Linked DNA regions of Mus musculus: region 2 is linked to region 1. The links are chromatin loops, found by intact Hi-C in ENCODE. Cell type or tissue: gastrocnemius. All regions are shown on one strand. Links, peaks and the distances in the headings refer to the core of each region. The heading gives the core; the rest is flanking DNA.

Region 1 (7,989 bases), core at 2,693-5,192:
CTTAGAGGTTCTGAGTGGTGATATCTCACAGGCGGCCTTATTCTAACTGCAGAGATCCTCAGCAGATAGTGGATTACCCATCCTGTCAGACCCTGAAGTGGTTGGCAGCATGCCGACCCAGTCCCTCCTCGTGTACATGGACGGGCCGGAAGTCCTCAGCAGCTCTCTAGGCTCCCAGATGGAGGTGGATGATGCTGTGCCCATAAAAGGGCCGGTGGCAGTCCCCTTCCGAGCTGCTCAGGAGAAGAGCATGGCCGTGGCAGAGGGCCACATGCCCCTGGATTGCATGTTCTGCAGCCAGGTCTTCTCTCAGGCGGAGGATCTCAGTCAGCACGTGCTGCTGCAGCACCGGCCCACCCTCTGCGAGCCAGCTGTCCTGCGTGTGGAGGCCGAGTACCTAAGTCCCCTTGATAAAGCTCTGGAGCCAACAGAGCCAGCATTGGAGAAGAGTGGCGAAGACCCCGAGGAGTTGAGCTGTGATGTGTGTGGGCAGACATTCCCAGTGGCTTTTGATGTTGAGAGCCACATGAAGAAGCATAAGGACTCCTTCACGTATGGGTGCAGCATGTGCGGGAGGAGATTCAAGGAGCCGTGGTTCCTGAAGAACCACATGCGGACACACAATGGCAAGTCTGGCACCAGGAGCAAGCTTCAGCAAGGCATGGAGAGTCCAGTCACCATCAATGAAGTGGTCCAGCCGCACGCCCCTGGGAGCATCTCCACGCCCTACAAGATCTGCATGGTCTGCGGCTTCCTCTTCCCAAATAAGCAGAGCCTCATTGAGCACAGCAAGGTTCACGCCAAAGAAACTGTCCCCAGTGCCAGCAACGTTGCCCCTGATGACCACCGAGAGGAACCCACGTCCCCGAGGGAAGAGTTGCTGCAGTTTTTGAACTTGAGACCCAGATCAACTGCAGGTAGTACAGTGAAGCCCATGACCTGCATACCTCAGCTTGACCCGTTCACCACCTACCAGGCATGGCAGTTGGCTACCAAAGGAAAAGTGGCCGTTGCCCAGGAAGAGGTGAAAGAGTCAGGCCAAGAAGGAAGCACAGACAATGACGACTCATGCTCAGAGAAAGAGGAACTAGGGGAAATATGGGTTGGGGGTAAGGCGGAAGGGTCTGGAAAGTCCAAAACAAGTAAAAGCAGTTGTCCAGGTCTCTCCCAAGACAAAGAGAAGCCTAGACATGCTAATAGTGAAGTGCCTTCTGGGGATAGTGACCCCAAGTTGTCCAGTAGCAAGGAGAAGCCCACGCACTGTTCTGAGTGCAGCAAAGCCTTCAGGACATACCACCAGCTCGTCCTGCACTCGAGGGTGCACAGGAAGGACAGGAGGACTGATGCCCTGTCACCCACCATGGCTGTGGATGCAAGGCAGCCTGGGACCTGCTCCCCAGACCTCAGCACCACTCTGGAAGACAGTGGGGCCGGGGACCGAGAAGGGGGCTCTGAAGACGGGTCTGAGGATGGACTCCCTGACGGGCTCCATTTGGGTGAGTACTCTGCTGCCTCCCGGGCAGCGAGCGTTTGCTGCAGGGGGCTCTGGGAGTCAGGCTATCATCTCCGTGCTTTGTGGTAGCACTGTGTAGTCTCATAGAAGCATCACAGGCCTTTTTAAATGTCTTTAATAAGGAGGTGAGTGTAAAAGGCTGGTCCAAAATCCCATTATGAAAGGGCTCTGTATCTTTTGCTCCCAGAGGACTTAGTTTTTATGGTAGTGCACCATGGGGATGCTGCTGGCTGCTTCAGGCAGTGCCCTGAGGAGGCCATGACCTGGTGCAGAGTGCTAGGAATTATGGGACCGAGACCTAGGACTTTACCAGCTGTCTGGCATTCACTTCCGTTGTTATACAGGACTGCCTATCACAGCCTTGTTAATGCTTTCACCTACATGGGTTTCTGGTGCTCCCAAAAGGGTCAGGGAGGCTTCCTCAGCGTCCACTACTCACGCAGTGGGACTACTTGCCCAGTGTACTCTGATCGCTTTGGTGTTTGTGAGGCCAGTGTTGATGAGGGAGCTTCTGACGTGGTCTTTTGCTGCAATCCAGAGGTGGGGGCCCACTTCTGAACCCGCTCCATGAATTTGGTGTTAATAGAAAAAAGCTTTTGTCCAGTCTCCTGACTGATGTGAGCCTAGAGCCTTTGGAGTAAATATACCTGTTTCCCATCTTGCTGCCCACCCCACTTGAACCATTGTTTGTTAGTTAAAGTAACTAACACTCCTGATGTGTGGGCATGGCCCATGGGTTCCTTCTAACACTTCCAGATGTGTGTGGCCACTGGGTAGGTAGTATGTTGCAAGTCCTCTCTGAGACCAGAGTGAGTCTGAATAGTAAAATCTGTCAGCCACTGTGCATGTGAACCAGCACCCAGTTCTTTTTCTGGTCACTACTGCATTTTAGGAACGTTGCTTTCATGACACTCGGAGCTTAGCATATCTCACTCCTTAGTCCCCAGAAAGGTAAAGATACATGGTGTCCATGATGTCATGAGAATGTCAAAGATGGCCTCAGCACCTGTGCAGTTCTGCAGCATCAGCACTGTGGATCCCTAAAGTCGTTTACTAGTCATTGTACCTGGTGGACAACTTGGTGGGGTCCTGGGGTAGGCGTTTTGGCCTGGCTTGCCATAGGTGGGAGTGCTGGAGTCTGGCTGCGGTTCCTGGTGACCCATTATACATTGCCCGACCTTTCCTTGAGATTTCCCTGTTTGCAAAATCGAATCATCCACTTTGTGGCATCCTCCTAGGCTGAGCTCAGCCTTAGTTACAACCCTGCACAGAACAGCATAGTCCAAGTCCCAGGCCATAAGGCAGGTGCCAGATGTTGGGAAGGCCACGGCCTGTGTGTTACAGAGGTATCCCTAGCCATTTGAATGTGATGTAGCGAAGCTCACACTGTGACAGCTCAAGGCAGGGTGAGCTGTGGGCAGAGTTGTGAGTGCAGTGGACCTCCCCCACTGTGCTGCCCTCCAGTCTGCTTTACTCTTACTTTTAAGAAGTTGAAAGAGAGGCTGTGATGACTTTTCAAAGCCTCTTAGACCATCTTAGGGAGTGGTGTGGTGTGTTTATGGATCCCCTTCCCTAACAGGATCTGCTGTAATGGAGGTGGTCCAGTCCATCCACTATGCCTGTTTTTGCCCAGCTGTGTGGGTCACCTGCCTTTGGGAGTTAGTAACAGTGCAGCATTTGACAGAGAAGGGAAGAGGCCTGTAACTGAAAATAAAGTTTTGTAAGGCAAAATTTAGTTTAGTTTTGGACCCCAGGTGGGGACGTTTGTGTAGTTGTGATTGACTGCCCTGCTCCACCATGGCCCTGATCTAGACTTCAAGAGATATACCTCCCAGATAGGACTGACAGAGACTAGTGGAGCCATCTTATCTTCACGGATGCACATTATTTACAAGTTGGTGGGCTGGTGAGAGTGGAAAGTCCCAGCCAGTTTAGTTAGTCTGTCCTCAGTGGGTCCTTCTCATGGGGCACTTCAGCCTTGCCTTTGAAGTCTGGTAAGCCAGGCCTCTTTTGAATAGGAGATTGCTTGGAAACCACAGATTTCCATCTCCCCAAACTTGGCTAAATTTTGATCAGCTTTCCTAGGTGCTTGCCCAAAGCCAAGTCTGGGCTGTTTCTGAGGTTATTTTGTGCTTGCCGCCCTCTAGTGGTAGTTTCTATATTCCCAGCCTGTTTTCTGCTGGCTGTTGGGAGGTTTTATATCACCTCCAAATACTGGTTCTGAGTTCTGGCAGTTTTTCTGTCCAGTGGGCACACATCTACCTTAAGCATGAACCAGTTGTAACGGCTGCCAAGTGTCAAGAACAGAAAGTGCCTGTCAGGTTTCATCTCTTAAATGGTCATTCTTAGGATGGAAGTACAAACCTCTTTAGGGCACCACAACCCTAAGACACAGGGTAGTGCAGAGCCTGGTGGCACACAACTTTAGTCCCAACACTATGGAGGCAGGGTAGGGGGTGTTTGTGTGTGTGTGTGTGTGTGTGTGTGTGTGTGTGTGTGTGAGTTCTAAGCCAGCCAGGGCTATCTATATACCTTGTTCCCAAAACAAAAGCACACAGTCTAAGACATGAAAGGCTGCCCGGTGGCATTTTGTATGTTATTTTAGGCTTTGAAACTTCTAAGCAGAGCTAAAATAATTCTTTAATGGTTTCCCCCAAATGTTTTGTGTTGAGAACCTGGAGTCTGAATTCTTGAGTCCCGCACTTGGCCTGACTGACACCATTATTTTTGTTTCTGCTTTAAGATAAAAATGATGATGGAGGAAAAGCGAAGCCCCTCCCGTCCTCGAGAGAGTGTAGTTACTGTGGCAAGTTTTTCCGTTCAAACTATTACCTCAATATTCATCTCAGAACGCATACAGGTAAAGGACTGGGGTTTTAAAACATGTGTTGACTACAACAATTGTGTGCTGCTGTGTAGTTCAGATGGCTTTAGTGTGTGGTGTTTGCAGCTGTTGTATGTCTACAACATCACTGCAGCTTGAATACTACTGGCTCCTGTTTTGAGGCTGGTTTATGGTTACCATATCTTAAGGCAAACTCGTAATGTTTTGAAATGCCACATTTGAAAACCCTTTTATGACTTTGGAGTGAAGCAAGGGTGTATTTGGTAGTTTGGATGTAGGTGCAGTGATGGTGCGGGTGAGAAGGTCGAGGCTTCCATGACCTGGGTACAATGGTTAGTCCACTGTGCTGAAAAAGTGCGCAGATGCTGCCGTTGGGCAGCCATGAAGGTTGGGTCAGTTAAAGCGTGCTCTTACTGGGAACCAGGTTTACATTTTCAATTGCATTGCACTGGGGGCATTGGTGCCCTAGCTGTGAGGATTGGCAGAGGGAACAGCCCATGTTTGGTGTCATAGCTTGCTTAGCTTGCAGAGTTCTATTGGCACCTTTCCTAAACATCATGATACAGTGGCATATCTCGTTTTAGGTGAAAAACCATACAAATGTGAATTCTGTGAGTATGCCGCAGCCCAGAAGACATCTCTGAGGTACCACTTGGAGAGACATCACAAAGACAAGCAGCCGGTGGATGCTGCCGCTGAGTCCAAAAGTGAAGGCCGGAGCCAGGAGCCGCAGGATGCGCTACTAACGGCTGCTGACAGTGCGCAGACCAAAAATTTAAAGAGATTTCTTGATGGTGCCAAAGATGTTAAGGGAAGCCCACCTGCCAAGCAGCTTAAGGAGATGCCTTCTGTCTTCCAGAGTGTTCTCTCACCAGCACACAGCAACGATACTCAGGATTTCCATAAACATGCAGCTGATAGTGCTGAGAAAGCGAGGAAGAGCCCTGCCCCTACTTATCTGGACATGCAGAGAAAGAAAGCAGGGGAGCCTCAGGCCAGCAGCCCTGTCTGCAGACTAGAGGGGGTTGGGTCCTTAGCACGGGAAGCTGGCCATAGGGAGAAGATGGATCAGGATGCTGACTACAGACATAAGCCCGGTGCTGACTGCCAGGACAGGCCTTTGAATCTATCCCTTGGGCCGCTCCACGCCTGTCCTGCAATCTCTTTGAGCAAGTGTCTGATCCCCAGCATTGCCTGCCCCTTTTGTACTTTCAAGACCTTTTATCCGGAAGTCCTTATGATGCACCAGAGACTTGAGCACAGGTACAACCCTGACCCGCACAAGAACGGCAGCAGCAAGTCTGTGCTGAGGAACAGGCGTACCGGGTGCCCTCCGGCTTTGCTGGGAAAAGATGTCCCTCCCTTGTCTGGCCTGCACAAGCCCAAGGCCAAGACTGCCTTCTCACCACACTCGAAGTCCCTGCACTCAGAGAAGGCTCGGCAGGGGGCCTCGGGGCCAAGCAAAGCACCCCAGACTTCAGGACCAGACAACAGCACTTTAGCCCCAAGTAACCTGAAGTCACACAGGTCACAACCCAATGCTGGGGGCACCAGTGCCACCAGGCAGCAGCAGTCAGAGTTGTTTCCCAAAGGTGGCGTCCCTGCTGCTATGGATAAGGTGAAGAGACCTGAGCCAAAACTGAAGTCCCTACCAGCCTCCCCGTCTCAGTCCCCCCTCAGCAGTAATAATAGCAACGGTTCTGTTGAGTATCCCGTGAAGGTTGACGGCCCATGGGCACAGCAAGGGAGAGACTACTACTGCCATCGGAATTCTGGCAGTGCCGCAGCAGAGTACAGTGAGCCACATCCCAAAAGACTCAAGTCCAGTGCGGTGTCCCTGGACACAGAGCATGCAGGGACCAATGGCAGAAGGGGCTTTGAGCTCCCCAAGTACCATGTGGTCAGGAGCATCACCTCCTTGCTACCACCAGAGTGTGTGCGCCCACCGCCTGTGCTGCCCCACAAAGCCCGTTTCCTGAGCCCTGGGGAGGTGGAGTCACCCAGTGTGTTGGCTGTGCAGAAGCCCTACAGTGCCTCTGGACCCCTGTATACCTGTGGACCCGTGGGACACGCAGGAGGCAGCCCAGCCCTTGAAGGTATTACTGTAGGCACTACTATAGGTTGGGGTTGAGTTCTCAGGTGCAGGCAACCAATCTACCATAGCTAGTACAAAGCAATGGATTATGGGCCATCAGAGCTTAACTTTACAGGATTAAGTCTAAGGAAATGTAGAATAAAACAAAAATAAAAATAAGATAAAAGTAGTTCCTTTCCTTGCTGTTGAAGTCCAGGTGCTGGCCGGTCATGGTGGAGCACACCTTTCATCCCAGCACTGGGAAGCTGAGACAGTTGGACTGGTGGGAGGGAGTTCAAGCCTAACCTGGGCTACCTAGATCTTTCTAGGACAAAAGAAAGCCTGAGAGCCACTGAAACTTTGCTTAGGGTTGTCACCCCCCCAACCCCCTTTCCACACTCACACGCCCGTTTCCACACATCGGTGGGCCCTTGGCCTGGTAGAAGCAGAGAGAGTAGGAGCTCCTTCCTGACTGAAGAGACTGCATCAGCCGAGTGAGCGGTACTGGTGCACTGGGTGTTGCTGTTGGTGTGTTCCTGACAGGTTGTCTTGTATGCAGTGGTCACCTTGTTGCTGACGTGGAGTTCTCATCGGGAAACATTTCTTTTCCCGTGTTTCATGGTTTCTGGTGCTTTCCTGTGCTCGGAGGAGGTAGACCAGGGTGTTCTCTTGCAGATTTGTATTGAGGGTTTGAGTGCTCTAAAGATCACTAACTGCACCACTTGTAAAGCCCAGAGAGCTATCAGTTTAGTGCATTCTGGGTACATCCTGCTAGGAACAAAAGCAAGTGTTTTCATCCACTGCAGTGAAATGGCTCAGAGTTGTCATGAAGTAGAAACCTGTGCTGGGTGGGTACTGGAGCCAAAGCACTCTGCCAACTCAGCTACCTCCTCAGCCCAGACTTAGTGTTTGCTGCCGGTGGGCTTAGGTGTCCGGTATCCCACGGTTTAAGTGGATGGGTTGTTTTCAGTGTCTTTCACCCCCTTTCCTCTTCTACAGAGTTGCTTTGTGCGTGTGTAGGCTTCCCTGCTGTGATTGATGTCTGAGTGAGCACATAGCACAGCTCCCTTCTCCAGACCCAGGGCTCGGCTCTTACTGACTAGTGCCATTGTTGCTGTTCACTTTAAGTATGTGAGTGCCAAGTTTATTTATTGTTTTCAAGATAGGAATTCACTATGTAAACCAGGATAGCCTCAAATTTCTAGATATTCCCCTTGCTCTGCCTCTTAGGTGCTGGGTTTAAGGGCAAATATCACCAGGCCTGGCATATGTGGTTTTTGTTTCCTTTAAAAAAAGACAAGGTCTGACATTGTGTAGCATTGGTTGTCTTCAGCTCAATAGATACTGCCTGCCTCCACCTCAGCTCTGGGGTTAGAGGTGTGCTCGGCGTTCTTTCTTAGTCTAAGGGGCTACACTGGGGAGTGTTGTCATCAAGGCCTGGAAGTCACCTCTCCCTCTCTTCAACTAGGAAAGAGGCCTGTGTCACATCAGCACCTATCTAACAGCATGCTGCAGAAGAGAAGCTATGAGAATTTTATTGGAAATACACATTACCGA
Region 2 (7,989 bases), core at 2,240-4,739, 150 kb before region 1:
CATCAAAAACTATCCACCTTGGATTTTTGTTTGTTTTGTTTTAAGATGTATAGCTGAGTGCGGTGGTGAACTCCTTTTAGACCCAGCAGTTAAGAAGCAGGTGGATCTGTACATGAGTTCAAGGCCAGCCTGGTCTGCAAAGTGAGTTCTAGGACAGCCACAGCTACATACACAGAGGAACCCTGTCTCAAATCACTTTTAAATTTTTTTCTTTTTATTATTTTCTTAATTACCAGTCTGTGCTTATGAGTGGTTGTGTCCACACATATGTAGGCACTCATGACAGCCAGACCTCCGGGAGGTGGAGTAACATGTGGTTTCCTCACATTTGTGCTGGGAACCAAACTCGGGTCCCCTACAAGAGCAGCTAAAGGCTTTTAATGACTGAGTCACACACCTTGTTATGGTTTGGGGAAAAGGACTGATTGTTTATTGGTTGGTTGGTTAGTTGGTTGGTTCTTTTTGTTTTTAGACAAAGTCTTTCCGTGTAGTCCCGACTGTCCTGGAAATCACTGCATAGCCCAGGCTGGCCTCCATCTCTCGGAGATCCACCTGCCTCTGCCTCCCAAGTGCTGGGATTAAAGGCGTGTGCCACCACTGCCCAGCCCAAAGCTCCTAAGCAGGCTGGATAGCTGGTACAGCAAGCCCTTGGGATCCTCCTTGCCTCTGGTACCTCAGCTCTGGGATTATAGACGTAGGTCACCATGCCTGGCATTGTACATGCATTCTCAGGAATCAAACTCAGGGCTTTATATCTGTGCATCAAGCAGTTTGCCAACTGAGCCGTCTCCCCAGCCCCTGCTGAATTTCCTTGTTTCCAGCTTTTCCCTAGTGACTCAAAAATAAAAGAGTAGCCATTGGCTTCCTGGTCAGTCTGTGAGCGGTGACTCACTTAGATGAAGTATTTTGGGAGACATTATCTATGGGAATCGGGAGAAATCTGTTCCAGTCACTTGTATGTTAAGCTTTAAAAATGGGGTGTGGTCAGAGTTCTCGGGGAACCTTGAAGAACCATTTGAGTTATTATTCCCAGGCCCGTGCTTATAAAGGTCAAAGCTTGCAATAACCAATCCTGCTCACTATGTGTGGTCAATATATGTGATCTGAAAACACACTGGGAGAAGCGCTGTGATTCTACCCACCGGCTCCACCCCAGTGCACACACTCTAATCTATCTCCCCTCTTGACACACGTGTCTCCAAAAGTCTCCAAATGTAAGATCTGTTCTCTACTCAGAACAAAACCAGTAAACAAAACCCCAATGGACTCAGCAACCAACTTGCAACCTCCTAGGCTATGCCAGTATTTTGTCCAGAAGGAAGGAAGTCCTTGTAGCCCAAGAGAAAGAGATGGGAGATTCTCTGGCAAGTCAGCAGGCAGAAGGTTGATATCGGCTGCTGGCTTTTGTAATTTCCAACTGTAGAAACCGGCAGGCAGTCGGGGCAGATCTCCCGGGTCCTATTAGGTATAAGAGTGTTATTTCCACTCCAAAACCAGGCTGCCTCTGGGTGAGTGGGTGGACACGGGAATGTTGGCCCCTCCCTGACAACAGAAAGGATTCCGCTGGGATCCTGTTCCCAGACTGTAAACACTGAAGCGCCTCTCCAAACACATAATAAAAATCAAGACCCTGCCCCCATTCTTTTTTTTCCTGTGCTATGCATGATTCAAATTTAAATCCTGATAAATATCAGCGTGGAGCCTCCAACTTCATAAACACTGGAATTTTCCAGAATGCACACAAAAGCTTCTGGTGAGAAGATAGCATCCTGGGAGACGTTTTTACAACTTCTACAGTGTATGTGTTCCCTGTCGCAATTTTTTTTTTTGTGTGTTGTTGTTTTGTTTTGAGACAGGGTCTCCTGTAGCCCTGGCTGGCCTTGGACTTACTAGAAAGCTGGGGGTGGACTTGAACTTCTGATCCTCCTGCTTCTGCCTCCCAAACGCTGGCAGGACAGTGGAGCCCACTACTCCTACAAGGTTCTGTTGACTGAGCTCAGGGCCTCCGCCTGCTAGGTGAGCATTCTAACAGCTGACTCCCAGCCCCTGCAACAAGGTTCAGAAGTAAAACAACTAAAACTAAAAACCTCCTAAGGGGCAATGACAATAACTAATGTCACCTCCCTGCCCCCCCCCCAAAAAAAGCCTGTCTCTACAAGTAGAAAGAACAAACTTGGTATCTCTAAGTGCAAACAGCAAGGAGAAGCTTAATAAATTACAAATCTAATCAGAATCAAAGCACATTTACTCCTAGAGGCAAAAGCAGAAATTTTCCCTCAACTGCCTTACATCAAAAAGGCCAATTTTCTCCTGCTCACTTAGGAAGGAACCCGTCCTGGAAGTCTCTCTTCAGACAGGAGTCATTAAGCCGCTGCCTCTGACACCGGATTAGGTCATTTGTTTCTGGACTGCTTTTCCGCCCTTCGCTTACAACTGGGCTCCACAATTTGTTCCAACGTTTTCTGGCTTTTCCGATGTGTTCAGACAAAGACCAGGAGCTTAAATCTCCCCGATTTAACTGGTTGGAGTGTTAGCAAGAGGGAACGGAGTCACAGAATTGAGACTATATTCGGTGCGTTTCATTGGGACATAATTTCTGTCTCCACGAGGGAACAGTTGTGTTGGTTCTAGGAACCACTGAACTGTAAATAAGCCCTACCTTACCCCTCTGTTTTTTCAACACCGGGAACGCAAGAGATTGGCAATAAACCAGGTGAGCAAAACTTACCTCTCAGAACGATCTAAAAAAATGAAAAAGGATCCCTTTTACCATAACATTGCTCTCTCTGTGTTAGCCAACAAATGAAAAGGAAGCGGGGAGGACGAGGAGGAGGGGGAGGGGGAGAGAAGTAAGGCTTTGATTCTAAAAGAAATCACTCAAGTGTGCCTCTTAGTCAAATAATTGAAGAACGAGCTTAAATAACACCCCAACTCCCTGGCATTTTGGAGTCTCACATACATCATTAATTGGTCTGGCATCATTAATCGTCTTTAAGATTGGCGACAACCAGGACGGAAGAGATCAAATAACCGAAGACAGATCACGCACCTAGCGCAAGGTGTGGCCAAACCGGTCTTGGCGTTCCTTTCTGTTTACAATACGCCTCGGGAAGTGGGCTTCTCAGTTCCTCCGGATCTGGGACTGTATCCATAGACAACTCACAGGCTTACAAATAAATATGTCTGGGTTGGTTTTTTTCTCTCTCAAGATTTATTTATTTTTATTTTATGTGTATGAGTGTCTGCCTAAATGGCTGTACATCATGTGGTGCAGTGCCTTGGGAGGCCAGAAGAGGGCGTCAGATCCTCTGGAACTAAAATTACATGGGTAGTCAGGAGGGGCAGTGTGGGTAGGGTATTGGGATCAGAAGTTGAGTCCTCTCCAGGAGCAGCCAGTGCTCTTAACCACTGAGCCATCTTTCTAGCCCCATTTTTTAAAATATTTATTTATTTATTTATTTATTTATTTATTTATTTATTTATTTAATGTATGTAAGTACACTGCCGATCTCTTCAGACACACCAGAAGAGGGCATCAGATCTCATTACAGATGGTTGTGAGCCACCATGTGGTTGCTGGAAATTGAACTCAGGACCTCTGGAAGAGCAGTCAGTGCTCTTAACCGCTGAGCCATCTCTCCAGATGTTACCCATTTTTATGAATTCCCTTCTAGAATTATTTTGAAGGAACTGTAAACGGCCTCAATGACTTTCAGTCACGGCTGAGGTTAGCAGTAAGGCTGTGTACACCCCTCGGGACATTAACAGTGTAGGAGCCATTGGCTTACCAGTCTCCATTCCCATGGGAAACTACTTCCTAAATTTGAGAGCTAGATATGAACTCCGGACCTTCGGAAGAGCAGTCGGGTGCTCTTACCCACTGAACCATCTCACCAGCCCTGATGGGACTTTTAAAGAGGTGGTCATGGTTAAGAGGTCTTCAAGTTGCTGGGGGCGTGTCCAAGGCTGGCAACAGAGCCAGCCAACCACAGACTGGAATCTCTGAAACTAAATGAGCCCAAGCAAACCTTTCTGCTTTATAAAGCCATTGTCTCCAGTATTTGTAATAGTAACAGAAAGCTGACCAGTGAGTTTTTTCCTGTGTGATGCTGACAGATCTCGCACACACTAGGTTAGTAACCTAGCACTGAGCTACAACTCAAGTGTAGAGCGCTTCTACATTCTTACTCCATCTGTGGCGCTGGAGGGGTCACTTCCTCCCGCAAGGGGCATTTGGAAACATCCAGAGACCTTTTAATCTGTTATGAGGAGAGAGGGGGGTTGTTCTACCTTCTCTCCTTCACGGGGCCACACTCAACCTCACCAAAGTGTTCTGCCTCCCAGAACAGCCATGCCTAGGGTGATCCTGTGAATGCCTTAGGAGAAAGTTAGGTGATCCTGTGGGGCTGGCCCTCCTTTGACCTTTGAACCAAGATGACTCCTGCATGTCCCCCAGCTTGGCCAGCAAGAGTCTCTTCCCCAGGACTCTACTAGAGATGCTTAGGAAAGATGTCAGTTTCTCTGAGATCAATGGTTGCCCAGACTGGCAAAGGTAAGGGAGAAGCAAGAGAAATTAAAAGGCCCAGGGTCAGGGAAACACAGGACTCTTTGTTGGTGTTTTTATTTCATTTTTGATTGACATGTAAGTACAGTTACTTATGAGCCATGATGTGATGTTCCCACAAGGGTGAATCAGGCCCCAAGTCCTAGGCTTTTGAGACAAGTGTGCCTGTAAATCCCATCTCTGGAGGAAGATTTGTCTTATGGGTTTTATATAAGCTGATCTGAACTGGCCTTCTGCAGTTTTTCAAGCAAGGGTCTTGACTAGTGCAGAAACTAATCAGTGAATATTGCTCTTATGAGAATGCTAAGGCCGGTGAGACGGCTTGGCAAGCAAAAGCACTCACTGCTGAGCTGGGGAACTAAGTTCAGTTCCCAGCAGCAGAAGAAGACAACCCACCAAGTTGCTCTCAGAGTTCCACACTCATACCATAGCAAGCATACACACACACACATACACACACACACATACCCCACAGCATGCACACACACACCACATCGTGCACACACACATCCTACATACCACACACACACACACACACACACACACATGTACGTACACACACACACACACATACACACACATGAATAAATGAATGTAATGAGTTGTAGTGTAGCTCATTGATAAAAATGAAAAACACTAAGGCTAGACATGACGTAGCTAGTTCAGCAGTCAAGAGCACCAGCTGCTCTTCTGGTAGACAAGAGGTTCCATTCCCAGTGCCCACATAGCAACTCACAACCATCTGCAATTCCTGTCCCAGGGGCTCCCACATCCTCTTCTGGTCTCTGGGACATAAAGAACATATCTGGCACATAGACATACATGAAGACAAAACAGACATGCCTATCAAAAAACAAACTAAAGTTAAATAAATATATTTTTAAGCAGCAGAAGGGAGGAAGGAAGGAAGGAAGGAAGGAAGGAAGGAAGGAAGGAAGGAAGGAAGGAAGGGAGGGAGGGAGGGAGGGAGGGAGAGAGAAGAAAGAAAGAAAGAAAGAAAGAAAGAAAGAAAGAAAGAAAGAAAGAGAAATAGGAAGAGAGAAAGAAAGGAAGGAAGAAGAAAGAAAGAGAGAAAGAAAGAAAGAGAGAGAGAGAGAGAGAAGGAAAGGAAGAAAGAAAGATAGAAAGGAAGAGAGGAAGGAAGGAAGGAAGGAAGGAAGGAAGGAAGGAAGGAAGGAAGGAAGGATTATATAGGTGCCTCAGTGTTTTCCAAAGGAATAGAGGCTGTAGCCATCAGCTACTGGTCGCTACTATGACCTACATAAAAAGCCAGGCCACTGCTCTTTTGTAATCCCAGCACTCAGGATCCTTGGAGCTCACTGGCAGCCAGCCTGGCTGCGTTGATAACCAACAGTATCATGAATCCCATTTTACTGATGGGCTCAGCGGCCCAGCTGCTGGTCACACATGTTTCTCCTATGTGTTCTTCAGGGGAGGTCTGGTGTGCGTGGGGGGAGGGGGAGTGCCTCTGTGCAGATGGAGGTCAGAGAAAGATGTCAAGTGTTTTTTCCTTGATCTGTCCTCAGGGGCCGGAGTCCCTTCTGCAGGGCCTCTCCTGAACCTGGAGCATGTTTGTCCACTAGGCTTGTGACTGCAAGACCCAGTGATCCTGTCTCTGTCCTCCTCCTCCAGTGCCAGGGTTTAGGTCCACACCTGGCTTTTTCACATGGGTGCAGAGGTTCACATCTCAGGTCCATTTGCATACGAGAAGTCTAAGCAGGCTCCACAGCCCTGTGTCATGAATACTTTTTAAATTTTTTATGTATTTATTCACTTAAGACAAGTCCTTCCTATGTATCTCACGTTAACCTGAAACTCTCAATAGAGACCAGACTGGCCTTGAACTCACAGAAGATCTCCTCCCTCTGCCTCCTGAGCACTGGAGCTCCTGTCTCCAGCTATTTCCAGGTGTACTCGTGCCAACATGTGCACTGTGGCCTGTGGGTTCCCACAGCATCTACACGTCCACTAAAATTGAAAGAAACCCAGAAGGGGCTTGCTGGGCTAATAGAACCAGCTTTGAATCCCCCACCTCCACCCTACCCCAGGTCTGCTATGTGACCTTAGATCATTATTGAGTCTCTGAGTCTATTTCTCAAGCTGTAAAATGTGTGTGAAGAACAGACCTTAAGGTCTCCCTAGGAGGACTGTTGGCATCAGGTGCAAAGACCCTAGCATGGAGACTTAACTCACAAATATTATCTATTGCTTTTAGTCTCCAGAAAAAAAAAATTTCCAAGAAAGTCCGGTAAGAGGCACTTTAAAACTGTAAGTGTTTATAGCCACGAATAGCGGTGGGGGGGGGGGGGGGGGGAGAGGGCACCTGGAAGCAGGGCCAGTGCCTGACAGCTCCAACCAGAATGACTATACTGGTGGCCAGAGTGTGGGGGAGATTTCCATACTGGTTGGCTAACCGCTACTTCTTAAGCCCACCAAACCTTCTCAGGCCACCCAGGCTGCCTGGGCCCCTCCGTGGAACTATCTGGAGCCTTCCAGGACAGAGCAGATGCAGAGGACCCCTGCTGGTTTCTGAGCCACCCCCCCACCCCCCACCCCCCACCCCCCTTCTACCCTGCTCATCTCTCCTCACCAACAAGAGAACTGCCTTTGTCTATCTGCATGGTTTTGCTTTTGGTTTGTTTTTAATGTTTTGTTTTATGGCTCAAATTTGGAAGCCCTCTGCACGCTGCACAATAGGAGACTAGTTGAATAAATTATGGGTGTTCTTCCTGTGGACTAGCACAGAGCCTTATAAAGAATGAAGTCAACCCAAGATGTCAGCTTGAAAGCCAGCCAGAGTGTATCATTCCACAACCAAGAGTCACCAAAGCATATATGTGCTATAATCACATCTGTGTAGAAGCTAATCAAACAGACACTTATGGGTGAATGAATATATCTATATAAAACAAGATCACATACATAGCTTTCAACCTATGTCATGCATTATTGTTCAGAAAAACTAAACATTAGTAACAGAAAAACTATCTAAGTAAACTGTAGATGGGGTATTTCTACCATTCTATTTGGAGTCATTAGCCATTGTGACTTCCTGTACTAGAAGTTTGGTCCTCAGGGGGTAACAGAAGAAAGCTGTTAGGTTTTGGACCCCGGGAACATGGGACTAAGGTGCATATATTACATACCAAAGCAGACCTGCCCTCCAGGTTCTCTCAGCATCCCTCAGTCCCTACCTGGCATACCCTGCCCCCAACCTTAAACTTCCCTTCCCTCAAAGACTCCTCCCTATATAATCCAAACATTTTAGTCCACCTCTCTCTTCTTCTCTTCTTTCTTCGTGCATGCCCTCCCTCTCTTTCTCTTTCCCTACCCTATTCCCCTCCACCCCCTTTCCCCATGGTGACTTCCCTGGCCTTGGTACTCTGGGGCCAGTGAACTCACCCACAAGAGAGCAGCTTTTCAAT

What was found. A loop is a pair of places that touch in the nucleus more often than their neighbours do. Peaks named below come from ENCODE experiments on the same cell type or tissue, not always from the same donor. Only the 100,000 strongest peaks of a DNase experiment are listed, where the experiment ranks them.
Region 2: a loop joins it to region 1, with 2.8 times the contacts of the local background. A loop is called at or near these places in 7 of 42 quality-filtered maps.

Annotation. Positions count from the first base shown.
Region 1 is chr2:170,112,526-170,120,514 of GRCm38, reverse strand. It overlaps Zfp217 (zinc finger protein 217), which reads left to right. Exons shown (of 6, transcript NM_001033299.3): 2 at 1-1,496; 3 at 4,257-4,373; 4 at 4,943-6,454; 5 at 7,901-7,989. The coding sequence starts at 110. Among named protein-coding and RNA genes, the nearest start is that of Zfp217, 15 kb to the left of the region's middle. In gastrocnemius, for the core only: a CTCF peak has its summit at 3,673 (motif pointing left); a DNase peak (open chromatin) is centred at 3,660; H3K27ac peaks cover 867 bases.
Region 2 is chr2:170,261,821-170,269,809 of GRCm38, reverse strand. No RefSeq gene overlaps it. Among named protein-coding and RNA genes, the nearest start is that of Gm34542, 53 kb to the left of the region's middle. In gastrocnemius, for the core only: a CTCF peak has its summit at 3,266 (motif pointing right); a DNase peak (open chromatin) is centred at 3,288; H3K4me3 peaks cover 1,105 bases; H3K27ac peaks cover 990 bases.